2 separate regions of the Homo sapiens genome follow, and region 2 is linked to region 1. The links are chromatin contacts, found by Hi-C in ENCODE. All regions are on one chromosome and are shown on one strand. Each heading gives the region's core, a stretch centred on a gene start or an enhancer-like site at or near the end of the contact. The rest is flanking DNA. Distances are from core to core; before and after follow the strand shown. Region 1 overlaps PAK1 (p21 (RAC1) activated kinase 1). Region 2 overlaps NARS2 (asparaginyl-tRNA synthetase 2, mitochondrial).

Region 1 (6,684 bases), core at 1,988-4,487:
GCAAGTGTAAGAGGAATTGTGGGGTAGTGTAAAGAGTGCAGATTTGAGGGCATGAGATCTGGGTACAAACTGTGGCTCTGCTACTTACTGACCTGTTTCTCAGAAAGTAATATCACTTCCTTAAGCACCAGTTTCCTATTTATAAAATGAAATTATGTTGATACTCTGCCTCACAGCGTTATCATTAGAATGAAATGTGAGATGCAGGGGAAAAAATGAAATGAAGACTTTAAAGTGGACGTGGCCAATTTACTTATGAATTTTTAGCTCCATCACTTATTAACTGTGTGATTTTGGGCAAGTCACTTAATTTCTGTGAACGTAGTTTTTTCTTTGTAAAATTGAGACAATAATAGCTCTCTTACAGGGTTGTTTTGAGGACATTAATATATATAAATGTAGGGGAAAAGAAATATTTTTCCCATTGCTATGTTCATGGCTGAGGCTCCTGTAGCAAAAGACATTAACGAGAGAGGTCGGGCGTGGTGGCTCACGCCTGTAATCCCAGCACTTTGGGAGGCCGAGGCAGGCGGATCACCTGAGGTCAGGAGTTCGAGACAGCCTGACCAAAATGGTGAAACCCCGTCTCTACTAAAAATACAAAAAATTAGCCGGGCGTGGTGGTGGCGCCTGTAGTCCCAGCTACTCGGGAGGCTGAGGCAGGAGAATGGCATGAACCCAGGAGGCGGAGCTTGCAGTGAGCAGAAATCGTGCCACTGCACTCCAGCCTGGGCGACAGAGCAAGACGCCGTCTCAAAAAAAAAACAAAAAAAAACAAAAGACATTAACGAGAGAAAAGCAAGCAAATATATTTAATACAAGTTTTACATGACATAGGAGCCTTCATAAGGAAATGAGGATGCAAAGAAACAGGCAAACTTGTGTATTTTTATGTTTAGGTTTGATGGAAGAAGTGGGTAGTCTTGGAGAAATATGATTGGACAAAGGCGGTATGATGTAATGGTAATAGGATCAGGGTTGGAGGGAACTTAGCAAGGCTGGTTTGTTCAGATTTTTCTGTATGTCCCTGTGTCTTCAGAGAAAAATGAGGCTTTCCTCTGGGAATAAGGAGGGTACCTCTTGAATGAGGATCTGATTACCTGCTTCAGGGGAGAAGGGTGAGGGGAAGCTGAGAGTGAGAATACTTTCTTGCGTCTGCTGTTTTCTCATATGCTAAGATGTCATATTTTGGGGTAGCATGTCTTGAACCCCATTATAAAGAATCAAAGTGGTGGCTGGAACATAATAGGTAGTCAGTAAATGTTTGAGATATTCTCAGAAGACTTAGTTCTGTCTTCTCAAATGGTTTCCCTAAAGTCTTAAAATAAATACATCAGAACTTCTTGTTCTGTGGTTTTAAAGTGTTTTGTGGAGTTTGATTCCAGAGGCTATAGGTGGTGTAAGGTATGAGCTTTGCTGTTAGTCAGATTTCCATTCTAAACTCCTGTGGCACATAGGCAAGCTCTTCTGCCCAGAGAAGGGCCTCTAGAGATGGCAGGTTTTGTGGTAAATGGATTGAAAAAGAGGAGGAGGAAACTTGGTAACTGGGAAACTTGGGTCACTTCTGCAGGCAGTTGCAGCCCACTGAATAGCAGTATGTCAGGACCTTAGTGGTGAAACCATTTTTCATTGTGATCTCTGTCTCTGTTATTCTAAGTGTCTCAAAAACTGGAACCATGTCTAAGTCCTCTGCTGTTTCAACACCTGACCCACAGTAGATATGCCAATGTATTTTTTTGAAATAATATCTATCTAAAGTGGAGAACTTCTGTGGCCCATAGAGTTCCATAAATCCCTAATGGCTCCTAATTCTTCACCCCAGCTTCACCTTGCAGAGATATTTGTATTTAACAAGGATTTTCTAGTCTTTAATCATAAGGATTTGCAGGATTTCAGGTCTTGGGTTTTTTAGGCCTTGCTCTGCTGCCTACTTCCCTTTGCAAATATGGTCAGGCCAGACAGCTATTTCCTTCATCCCTAGTCATTGTGTGGGACCTGCCAGGTTCTTTCGGGTTTTTAATGCTGGGGTGGTATTTGTGGCTTTAATGCACAAGAGTTGGGGAGCATGAAACCCACATGATCAGGTAAACATCATTCTCTCAGTGGGTCCAGGGTTATGAGAAAACATAATGCTGGGATGTTCTTTCTTCCCAACTCTACCCCTAGAATTGATACTTTTATGTAAGCCATTAATTCAGTAAATACCTTCTGAGCATATATACTGTGGATCAGACATTCTGCTGGGTGCTTTAAATAATTATCTTTCCAAATACTCACAAGTTAATACTTTGAGTTAGACTGAGGGTATTGCCTTCAATTTCGCAGAAAAGGAGTCTGAAGTTTAGATGAAAGGAAATGACTTGCCTTAGCTAGTAAAGGGCAGACCCAGGATTTGAAACCAAGTCTTCATGACTAAAAGATAATCATTGATTGTCATGCTTGTCTATGCTTTCAGAATGGGAAGCTCCTTGAAGATGCATGTCTGATTGAATTTTTGCTCCCTGTTCTCAGCACAGGGGCTAAAACAGAATTTTTAAAAAATTGAATATGTAATACATTGGAAAGTCCTAGATAGAATAGGGGAATTGGGGTGAGGGTATTGAGAAACTGTTTCCTAGTCCACATTATTTCCCTGGAGAAGCTCCAGTCCTTAGGGTGATTTTTTTTTTTTTTTTTTTTTTACCTATAGGATTGAAAAGGAAAGCATTATTCATTCCAGCAACCCATAAGGAAAACTAACACAAACATTGTAATGCTTTAAAGATCTTCGTGTCTCATTGGGAAAATAACACCTCCTTCACTGTGTTATTTTGAGGAAAAGTGAGATGATAAAAGAGTCTGCCTGAACTCTAACGTTTTATGTTAAGTTGTTTTCATGCCTGGCTTTACCTGCCCTATCCCCTTTCTGGGCTTCAGTTTCTCTATGTGTACAGTGAGATGTTGAACTGAATGGTCTTGCTGCTCTTCCTTCCTTCATTAACATGAGAACAGATAGTTGATGCCTCTGATGTTCATGTTGTTCCCATTGCCCTTTTCTCTTTAAGCGCACTGCCTAGTTTCCTTTAAAGTCGTTGCCTTCTTTAGTTTTCTTTTTAAGCTGTTTCTGTGTGGGCTAGTGTTCCCTTTTGAGGTTGAATTGAATTGTGTAAGGCCTCAGGAAGTGGTGGAAGCACCTTCCTCAAACCTGGTTGCACCAAAGGCCCATCAAGTCAAGTCTTGTCCCCAAAGAGGAAGAGAAAGCCTGGGGTTCTTAGCCCAGGCTAAGATTGAAGGAGTTTCTCTTTCGAGCTTTCTGGGTTAATTTCAAAACGTACAGGAGGGACATTTTCTTTTAAATTTCAAACACTCACCCTGTATATCATTAATATTCCTTAGCCATTTTTGTATAATATCATTTTTTAATTTCTATCCACCTTCTTAAATCTGTCCCTTGGGTCAGACAAAATGAATTCAACCTTTCCTCCACATGACAATTCTTTATAATCACAATAGTGATTTTATTACTGTTCTTCTCCAGCTAAATAGTTTCAAGAGTTTCTCAAATGACTACCTCTTTTTGCCTATTATACCACTTTGCTTTCCACAAAAAACTTCCCATGGGTAGTCCCTTCCTCATGCTAATCTTATTTCTGGTTCTGTATAACCTATCACTTCTTTGTAAGTTTTCACACTATTGCTGAAATAAGCCAAACATTCTTTCTCATGTTCCCTTAACTTGGGTCTCATAGCATTTTGTTTGTTTAACATGTTTTCCTTTGCTTGCTGTCCTTACACTCAACAACCTTCAAGACCAAGTTCAAATATCTGTCTCTGATGCCTTCTCTGACATTGTCCTCCTGTGCCAGGCAGAATTAGTATTTCTTCCTTCAGTGTTTATGTGTTACTCTGTTGTAATGGCTATGACATCATTTCTTATATTATATTTGTACTGTGTTATATTTTGTGTTGTACTGTATTGTAATTAATGTAATTTGTATATTCTACCTCTCCTTAAACACTTCTTCAAAACAACCCTTCCAAGGTTAGAAATACGTAGCAAATACCAGGTGGTCAATAAAAGAGGAAAGTACCACGCATTGAGTAACTTACTGCTGTGCAAGTTGCCTAATAAATATTCCCAATCCTCACAACAGGTCTCTGACATATTTTTCCATTTTTTCCCATATGAGTCTCCCATTTTACATATGAGGTAATTGAGGTCCAGAGAGATTAAATGATTAATTTCTGATCTCACAGCTGGTAACTCAGACAGAATTGGGATTCAAACCCAAGCTTGCTGATTCCAAAGCTTGAGTTGTGTTTGGAACTATTCTTCTGACTCCTAATTCAGTATTCTTTCTGTGCACATCAAAAACACACAAATTGAGTATGTAGATGTGTTTAATGCAGTGATGGACTAGAGTTCAAATGGGAGTGTGGTGGAATGAGGAGCAAATAGCTGTGGTACTCTCATAATTGTGTATTAAGAAATAGCCCTAGAGTTATTAATGCCTTAATTGCAACTGTAGGCAATTCTGTAATTTGGCATTTTAAAATGAATCTATTTTGGCTGGGCATGGTGGCTCACGCCTGTAATCCCAGCACTTTGGGAGGCTGAGGTGGGCGGATCACCTGAGATCAGGAGTTTGAGACCAGTCCGGCCAACATGATGAAACCCCCGTCTCTACTAAAAATACAAAAATTAGCTGGGCGTGGTGGTGGGCGCCTGTAATCCCAGCTACTTGGGAGGCTGAGGCAGGAGAATCGCTTGAACCCGGGAGGTGGAGGTTGCAGTGAGCTGAGATCGTGCCACTGCACTCCAGCCTGAGCGCGAGACTTCCCCTGAAAAAAAAAAAAAGAATCTGTTTCATCTTGTTAGCAGATATAACAACACCTACCTTTGGACATGTTCTGTTCTAAAAAGGGATGAAAAGCTGCTTCTCTCACACTACCACGGGCAAGATAGATGAGCTCAGCTTTGACTTGAAACAGTGTTAGTGCTTATGAAATCTTTCGCCTCCAAGTTTTGTCCTATTTTTGTTAGGTGCTGGTAACCTACCTTTCAGAGCTATAGAATCAGACAATGGGAATAATGGGATTCTTATCCCAACTATTTGAACAGGTTCTCACCAGGGAGAGCCCAAACACAAAGGACCTTTTTGGAGTTGGTAAAGAAGGCCAAAATGTAGACCCTGGGAAACACCTCTGCCTCCTTGTTTTGTGGCATGGGCTGCTGATTCATCCTATATTCTTTTAAGTTGGCTAATAGCGGATGTGTTATAGAAAGGTAACAAAAATAGGATCTAGCTCTTCTTATCTCTGTGTGGTTTTGGGTAAATGATTTATACTTCCTATGTCTTTATGTGTTTTAATCCAGTGATTCTTTCCAGGTGAAGGGATCCTGTTGTACAGGGACCACACATCTTTGCTGCTCAGGGACTATGCAAGGCTCTAGATTACAGCTTCTTTTGCTCTCCTTTTTTGTTTTTTTTTTTTCTTTTTGTCACAGCTCCCCTATTCACTATTATTCTAAACAGTTTTTGAAATCTCTTACCGTCTGATGTCCCCTCACCCATTCTCTTTATTGTTGAGGTTCATACCTCTTTTATAGCTTTACCATCATTTTAGAGTGATTTTGGGAGGGAACATAAGTAAATGTGTTTTCAATCTGCCAATTTTAACTAGAAACAAACTTCAAAGGAAGTTAAACCAATAGAAAACTGAAGTTGCATTTATATCTAGAGTTATAAAAACTTTACCATGAAAGTACATGAGAGGATAGACCTTTCAATGAGATGTTCTGGATTCAAATCTTAGCTCCATCATCTATTAACTATATGACCTTGGGTCTGAACTTTCTTTTTTTTTTTTTTTTTTTTTTTGAGACAGGGTCTCGCTGTTTCACTCAGGCTGGAGTGTAGTGGCATGATCTTGGCTCACTGCAACCTCTGTCTCCTGGGTTCAAGTGTTTCTCATGGCTCAGCCTCCTGAGTAGCTGGGATTACAAGCCTGCACCAGCATGCCTGGCTAATTTTTGTATTTTTAGTAGATTCAGGGTTTCGCCATGTTGGCCAGGCTGGTCTCGAACTCCTGGCCTCAGGTGATCCACCCACCTCGGCCTCCCAAAGTGCTGGGATTACAGGTGTGAGCCACCGTGCCCAGCCTGGGTCTGAGCTTCTTAATAAAGGATAGGCCAGCACAGCCTAGCATAGAGACAGTGAGTCAAACATTTTAATATCATGAACAACAAATATTATATTTATTATCTGCTGCATGCTAGTGCTAGACCCTAGAGATACAAAGATGACTAAGATTCACTTCCTTTCTTGGAGAAGCTTGCAGACTAGTGGCAAAGAAAGAGAAAATAATACTTTAGGAACTGTTGATTGAGCATGTACTATGAACTGTGATAAGTACTGGAGATATAAAGATGAATGAGACAGTTTCAACCCTGAATGTGCTTATTGTATAGTGGGGGTGGGGTGATGAGAAGGAGCCCTGTAAATCAATAACTAATACAACGGACAAGGGAGAATAGGGCATTTACGATCAAGAAGGGAGAAGTGGTATCTGTAAGTTGAAGAAGATACCGCTTCAGGATTGCACTACATGATCTTTAAGCTCTCTCTTGGCCCCAAACAGTCCATGATTCTATATGTGATAGATATTATGTATATAAAAAGCTCATGAAGAGAAATGTAGATT
Region 2 (6,684 bases), core at 1,578-4,077, 1.0 Mb before region 1:
TTTTTTTTTTTTCAGATTTAGTGCTTGCAGAAGCAGGTTTGTTTTTCAGTTGAACTTTACGGAGCCTTTTAGTTTATGAGCCACTCTGGAAAATACTGGGGTTTTTTTGTTTGTTTTGCTTTTAAAGAACTTTATATTTAAGAGATGGAGGTCTCGTTATGATGCCTGAGCTCATCTTGAACTCCTAGGCTCAAGGGATCCGCCACTTCAGCCTGCCAAGTAACTGGGACTAGAGGAGCATGCCTCAGTACCCAGCCAAGAATTCTTTTTTTTTTTTTTTTTTCAATACTTACTTGATAAACAAAGATTGTATAGGCCGGGTGTGGTAGTTCACACCTGTAATCCCAACACTTTAAGAGGCCAAGGTAGGATTGCTTGAGCCCAGGAGTTTAAAATTGCAGTGAGCCATGATCGACTACAGCCCTCCAGCCTAGGTGACAGAGAAAGACCTTGTCTCGAAGAACAACAACAAAAGAAGATTGTATATATTCAGGGTATACGACATGATGATTTGATACATGTATACATTGTGTAACAGATTATCATAATCAAATTAGTTAACACATCTGTCATTACCCACACTGTACATTAGATCCCCAGAACTTGTTCATCTTATAACTGAAAGTGTATACACTTTGACAAATATCACCTCATTTGCCCCATTCCCAGACCCCTGACAACCACTGTACAACTCTCTCTTTCTGTGAAGGAACTCCTTTGTTTATTTTTTATTGTATTTAATTAATTAATTAATTTATTTATTTATTTATTTATTTATTTTTTGAAAGACAAGATCTCTCTGTGTTGCCGAGGCTGGAGTGCAGTGGTGCAAACATGGCTCACTGCAGATTCCACCTCCCAGGCTCTCATCATTCCTCCCAACTCAGTCTCCCAACTATCTGGGACTACAGGTGCGTGCCACCAGGTCTGGCTGATTTTTTTATTTTTTGTAGAGACAGGGTTATGTTGCCTAGGCTAGTCTCGGGCTTCTGTGCTCAAGCACTCCTCGGCTTCCCAAGGTGCTGGGATTAAAGGCATGAGCCACCATGCCTGGCCAGAGCTTTTTTATTTTATTGGCAATGATATAGGTCCAGAGAGACCACATGGTCTGTCAATGGACATATGTATAATGTTGGAGGCAAAACTCTTTTCCTATTCCAGTTATTTTTTCCTGTAACTAAGATACTGCCAAACAAGTGGTAGTAATAAGATAATGTTAACCTTTGTGTTTAAACTATTCCTTGTACCGGTTCAATCCCAATTAAGTCAGATCTTTATGTATTACAAAAGTAACCTCTGTTTGTTATATTTATGATCAATTCTTTGTGTAAGTTTTCATTTCTTTTTCTCCTAACCCTGGAAGCTTCATGAAGTCAGGGATTATAACTTTTTCTTACCACTATATCCAGTATATCATATGGTACCTGGAATTTAATAGGCACATTAGTATTTGCTTAATAAATATATTGAACAGAGTTAATAAATATTCATCAAAGAGCATCTCATACATGAGTTGACTCTTTTTATTTAAAAAGAAGTCACCGGCCATCACTGTGGCTCACACCTGTAATCCCAGCACTTTGGGAGGCCAAGGTGGGCAGATCACGAAATCAGGAGTTCAAGACCAGCCTGGCCAACGTAGTGAAACCCCATCTCTACTGAAAATACAAAAAAAATAGCCGGGCATGGTGGCGGGCACCTGAAGTCCCAGTTACTTGGGAGGCTGAGGCAGGAGAATCACTTGAACCCGGGAGACAGAGGTTGCAGTGAGCCGAGATTGCACCACTGCACTCTAGCCTGGGCGACACAGCCAGACTCTGTCTCAAAAAAAACAAAAGTCACCAAGAGAAGTCATTTAGCCAAAGATAGGCTCAATATTAGGAATATTATCTTCTATCATTTAATTTCCTGAGACTTAGGAACAATAACGTGGAAGAAGCTGTAGGCACTATTAAAAATTGTGATTCTGAAGTCAGGTTTTTTTTTTTATCTCCTTGTAAAGTAGACTTTGTTTTCCTGCAGGTGCTGTATTGTCTGCTCCTGGGGGGTGGGGGTGGGGGAGCAATGGGGACACAGTAAGCATAGTGTCTATCTACTGGCCTCAGCTTTCATCTTTCCAGGCCTGTAGGTGTTCTTGTTAACAAATATCTCTCTCTTGTTTAGTCAGCTGTGTAACCTTAGCAGCTAGCTCCACACATGGAGCCTCAGGAAGATGAAGCCCTTAGAATTGATGCAGGTTATTTTCAGCTGCTTAATTGTATATTTCACCTCTGTCTCCTCTTTTGGTCATTTCTTTCTTCTCATTACAGTGGGGTGCTGACCTACGGACTGAACATGAAAAGTACCTGGTGAAGCACTGTGGCAACATACCTGTCTTCGTTATTAATTATCCATTAACACTCAAGCCTTTCTACATGAGGGATAATGAAGATGGCCCTCAGCACACGGTAAGAAGAGATACTAAATAAATTGGGGTTAGTCCTCTTAGGTTGGGTTTTTCATTTAGCCTTTGTGATCTTTTCTTAAATGTCATCTATCACTCTATCTCTTAAAATGATAATGTTTTTCAAAGACATCTCTTAAAAATTTTTCCCAAAGAAGATCCCAGTGTTCTATAAACGTACTTCCTCATTTCTGTCACAAGGTCTTCTTCTTAGTTTAGCAGGTGCAAATCTAGGTTTTCTTTGTTTCGTTTTGTTATGTTTCATTTTGTTTTGTTTTGTTTTGTAATGACTGAGAGGAAGTGGCCTAGAACACTGTATGGCTATACCAAGCTTGTTAGTCTGTGGTGAAGTACTGGTTAGGAGACTCCTAGGAGGGAAGGCATACTGGGCAAGAGATGAGAGCAGTGGCACTGAGAGGTGACAGCGTGCTGGTAGCCCTCACAGCCCTCTCTCGCTCTCGGCGCCTCCTCGGCCTTGGCGCCCACTTTGGCGGCACTTGAGGAGCCCTTCAGCCTGCCACTGCACTGTGGGAGCCCCTTTCTGGGCTGGCCAAGGCCGGAGCCGGCTCCCTCAGCTTGTGGGGTGGTGTGGAGGGAGAGGCATGGGCGGGAACCAGGGCTGCCTGCGGTGCTTGCGGGCCAGTGCGAGTTCCAGGTGGGTGTGGGCTCGGCGGGCCCCACCTGCTCCGGGCAGTGAGGGGCTTAGCACCTGGGCCAGCAGCAGCTGTGCTCAATTTCCTGCCAGGCCTTAGCTGCCTTCCCGTGGGGCAGGGCTCGGGACCTGCAGCCCCCCATGCCTGAGCCTCCCCACCCCTCCGTGGGCTCCTGTGTCGCTGAAGCCTCCCTGACGAGCGCCGCCCCCTGCTCCACGGCGCCCAGTCCCATTGACCACCCAAGGGCTGAGGAGTGCAGGCGCATGGCGCGGGACTGGCAGGCAGGTCCACCTGCAGCCCCAGTGTGGGATCCACTGGGTGAAGCCAGCTGGGCTCCTGAGTCTGGTGGGGACGTGGAGAACCTTTATGTCTAGCTAAGAGATTGTAAATACACCAATCGGCACTCTGTATCTAGCTCAAGGTTTGTAAACACACCAAACAGCACCCTCTGTCTAGCTCAGGGTTTGTGAATGCACCAGTGGACACTCTGTTTCTAGCTACTCTGATGGGGACTTGGAGAACCTTTATGTCTAGCTAAGGGATTGTAAATACACCAATCAGCACTCTATCTAGCTCAAGGTTTGAAAACACACCAATCAGCACCCTGTGTCTAGCTCAGGGTTGTGAATGCACCAGTGGACACTGTCTAGCTACTCTGGTGGGGACTTGGAGAACCTTTGTGTGGACACTCTGTATCTAGCTAATCTGGTGGGGACGTGGAGAACCTTTGTGTCTAGCTCAGGGACTGTAAATGTACCAATCAGCGCCCTGTCAAAACAGACCACTCTGCTCTACCAATCAGCAGGATGTGGGTGGGGCCAGATAAGAGAATAAAAGCAGGCTGCCCGAGCCAGCAGTAGCAACCCGCTCGGGTCCCCTTCCACACTGTGGAAGTTTTGTTCTTTCGCTCTTTGCAATAAATCTTGCTCCTGCTCACTCTTTGGGTCCACACTGCCTTTATGAGCTGTAACACTCACCGCGAAGATCTGCAGCTTCACTCCTGAAGCCAGCGAGCCCACGAGCCCACCGGGAGGAATGAAGAACTCCAGACACGCCGCCTAAAGAGCTGTTAACACTCACCGCGAAGGTCTGCAGCTTCACTCCTGAGCCAGCCAGACCACGAACCCACCAGAAGGAAGAAACTCCAAACACATCCGAACATCAGAAGGAACAAACTCCGGACGCGCCGCCTTTAAGAACTGTAACACTCACCGTGAGGGTCCGCGGCTTCATTGTTGAAGTCAGTGAGACCAAGAACCCACCAATTCCGGACACTGCACAATCAGGCAAAGGAAAAGCTGGCTTGGCAGAGCAGGAGGAGGCTTAGACTGCTTTGGTTTGGACTATCAAATAGAAATAGTGAGGGGAGGGCTATGAAGGGATACAGGCAGTCTAGGCAGATTTTCCCTGTCTCAGCTCTTGTCTGACCGTCTCTTCTCTGTCTGCCTGTTTTGTCTCTCTCATCCCTTTACCGTTTCTTGTCCTGTGGTTTTTTTTTTTTTTTTTTTTTTTTGACCTTAACTATAGTTGTCTTTTTTTTGAGATAGAATTTCACTCTTGTCACCCAGGCTGGGGTGCAATGGCGTGATCTCAGCTCACTGCAACCTCTGCCTCCCAGGTTCAAGTGATTTTCCTGCCTCAGCCTCCCAAGTAGCTGGGATTATAGGCGTGTGCCGCCACACCCATCAGATTTTTGTATTTTTAGTAGAGACAGGGTTTCACCATGTTGGCCAGGCTGGTCTTTAACTCCTGACCTCAGGTAGTCTGCCCTCCTCAGCCTCCCAAAGTGCTTGGATTACAGGCGTGAGCCACTGCACCTGGCCTGCCTTTTTTATTCTTTTGGTTTTTACAAAATTAGCTATAACATGGCCAGGTATAGTGGCTCACGTTTGTAATCCTAGCACTTTGGTAGTCCAAGGTGGGAAAATTGCTTGAGACCAGGAATTCAAGACCAGCCTGTTGAACATAGGAAGACCCTATCTCAACAAAAAATAAATTAGCCAGGTGTAGTGGTGTGCACCTGTAGTCTATCTACTCAAGAGGCTGAGGTGAGAGAATTACTGGAGCCTAGGAACTCGAGGCTTCAGTGAGCCATAATGGTGTCACTGTGCTCCAGCCTGGGCGACAGAGGGAGCCCCCTATGTGAAAAACAAATAATTAAATTTTAAAGTTGGCAATAATATAAAGTAAGAATATATTTTACTTTTCTAAATATTTATTGAATAGTTATATATGTAATATTATTAGTTGTAAAAGTCTATGAGACAGATTATATTGATTTCAAAATAGGCCCAAAAACTACACTTTACTGTCTGATGCTTTTCACTTATTTGTGGATAAATATACAAAAATGTAGATTAGGGCCCACTAGTAAACAGAATGTCCCTGTCAGGTATACAGGGTTATCTGTTTGACTGTATTTCCTGTTTTTTCATTTTGTATTAATACAGCTGTATTAGCCACCGTTTACTAGATGCTTAGGAATCAAGCACTACCATCTCATCTCTAAATCCAGAAACAACTTTGCTTAGAAGCTTGTTTCCCCATTTTATAAATGAAAAACTGGAGTGCAGAGATAGATTGCATTTCCAAAGCTACGTAGATAGTAAGTAGTTAGTATTCACTCCTGATTCTCTTTAGCTTTAAAGTGTATTTTTAAAATATATGTATTTTTTTCTAGACTGCAGACTGTTTTATAAAGTCTGTGTTTTTTTCCACTTCTTCCAACTGCCTAAAAATCACAAATAATATAAAATTACTTTTTAGCCATTTATTTTACTCATCCTCACCTTTCACACAAAATCATCCAAAACTAGTGAGCAACATAATTGATGTATGATTCTTATATTCTCTTTTTTCTACCAACCCTCTAGTGTAATTGGCCCCCAGGTTGCCAGCAAAAAGGAGACATTAGGACCTAGATTATCTAGTCCTACATAATTTAGTATTGAGCCTATATTACAAAACAGAAGACTGTATCTGTTGGCTTTTTTTCATCACTCCAGCCCATTCCAATTCCAGCTCCCCCTCCAACACACACACCATGTATTTTTCTCATTTAATTTCCCTAGATTAAGCATCTTTCAGTCACTCAATTTTGTACTTAAGTACTTTGCTTAAGAATTTTCTTCTCTATAAAGATTTTTCTGGGTTACCCAGCTACTTTGAGCCTTCCTTTTTTGGATTTTTGTTGCGAATTAGCGAAACTATAGCATTGTGTCTATATTCTGTAATCTCTTAATGAGTTTTGCTTTCTTTCTTTTCTTTTTTTTAAAAGACGGAATCTTGCTCTGTCTTCCAGGCTGGAGTGCAATGGCACGATCTTGGCTCATTGCACCCTCTGTCTCCCGGGTTCAAGCAATTCTCCTGCCTCAGCCTCCCGAGTAGCTGGGACTACAGACGCATGCCACCACACCCGGCTAATTTTTTTTTTTTTTTTTTTTGTAGTGGGTACGGGATTTCACAGTGTTGCCCAGGCTGGTCTCAAACTGAGCTCAGGCAGTCCATCCGCCTCAGCCTCCTAAAGTGTTTGGATTACAGGCATGAAAGTTTGCTTTCCTAAACAAAACTGAACAACTTTAGGATGGG

The links. A loop is a pair of places that touch in the nucleus more often than their neighbours do. Pooled maps may share reads with other maps.
Region 2: a loop to region 1 is called in a pooled map, with 3 times the contacts of the local background. The contact joins two enhancer-like sites. A Hi-C loop is called at or near these places in 2 of 37 single-sample maps with no recorded cell type and 3 of 50 pooled maps.

Annotation. Positions count from the first base shown.
Region 1 is chr11:77,445,689-77,452,372 of GRCh38, reverse strand. All of the region lies in intron 1 of PAK1 (p21 (RAC1) activated kinase 1), which reads left to right. Among named protein-coding and RNA genes, the nearest start is that of PAK1, 25 kb to the left of the region's middle. RefSeq lists enhancers at 2,879-3,308, 2,888-3,658. Within about 2 kb of position 3,237, at least 3 of the 41 ENCODE cell types and tissues checked have a DNase peak (open chromatin) inside an H3K27ac peak, as active enhancers do.
Region 2 is chr11:78,461,639-78,468,322 of GRCh38, reverse strand. NARS2 (asparaginyl-tRNA synthetase 2, mitochondrial) reads left to right here. Exons shown (of 14, transcript NM_024678.6): 11 at 2,310-2,447. Among named protein-coding and RNA genes, the nearest start is that of LINC02728, 35 kb to the right of the region's middle. RefSeq lists a silencer at 830-997 and enhancers at 2,224-2,283, 2,394-2,633, 2,804-2,853. Within about 2 kb of position 2,827, at least 8 of the 41 ENCODE cell types and tissues checked have a DNase peak (open chromatin) inside an H3K27ac peak, as active enhancers do.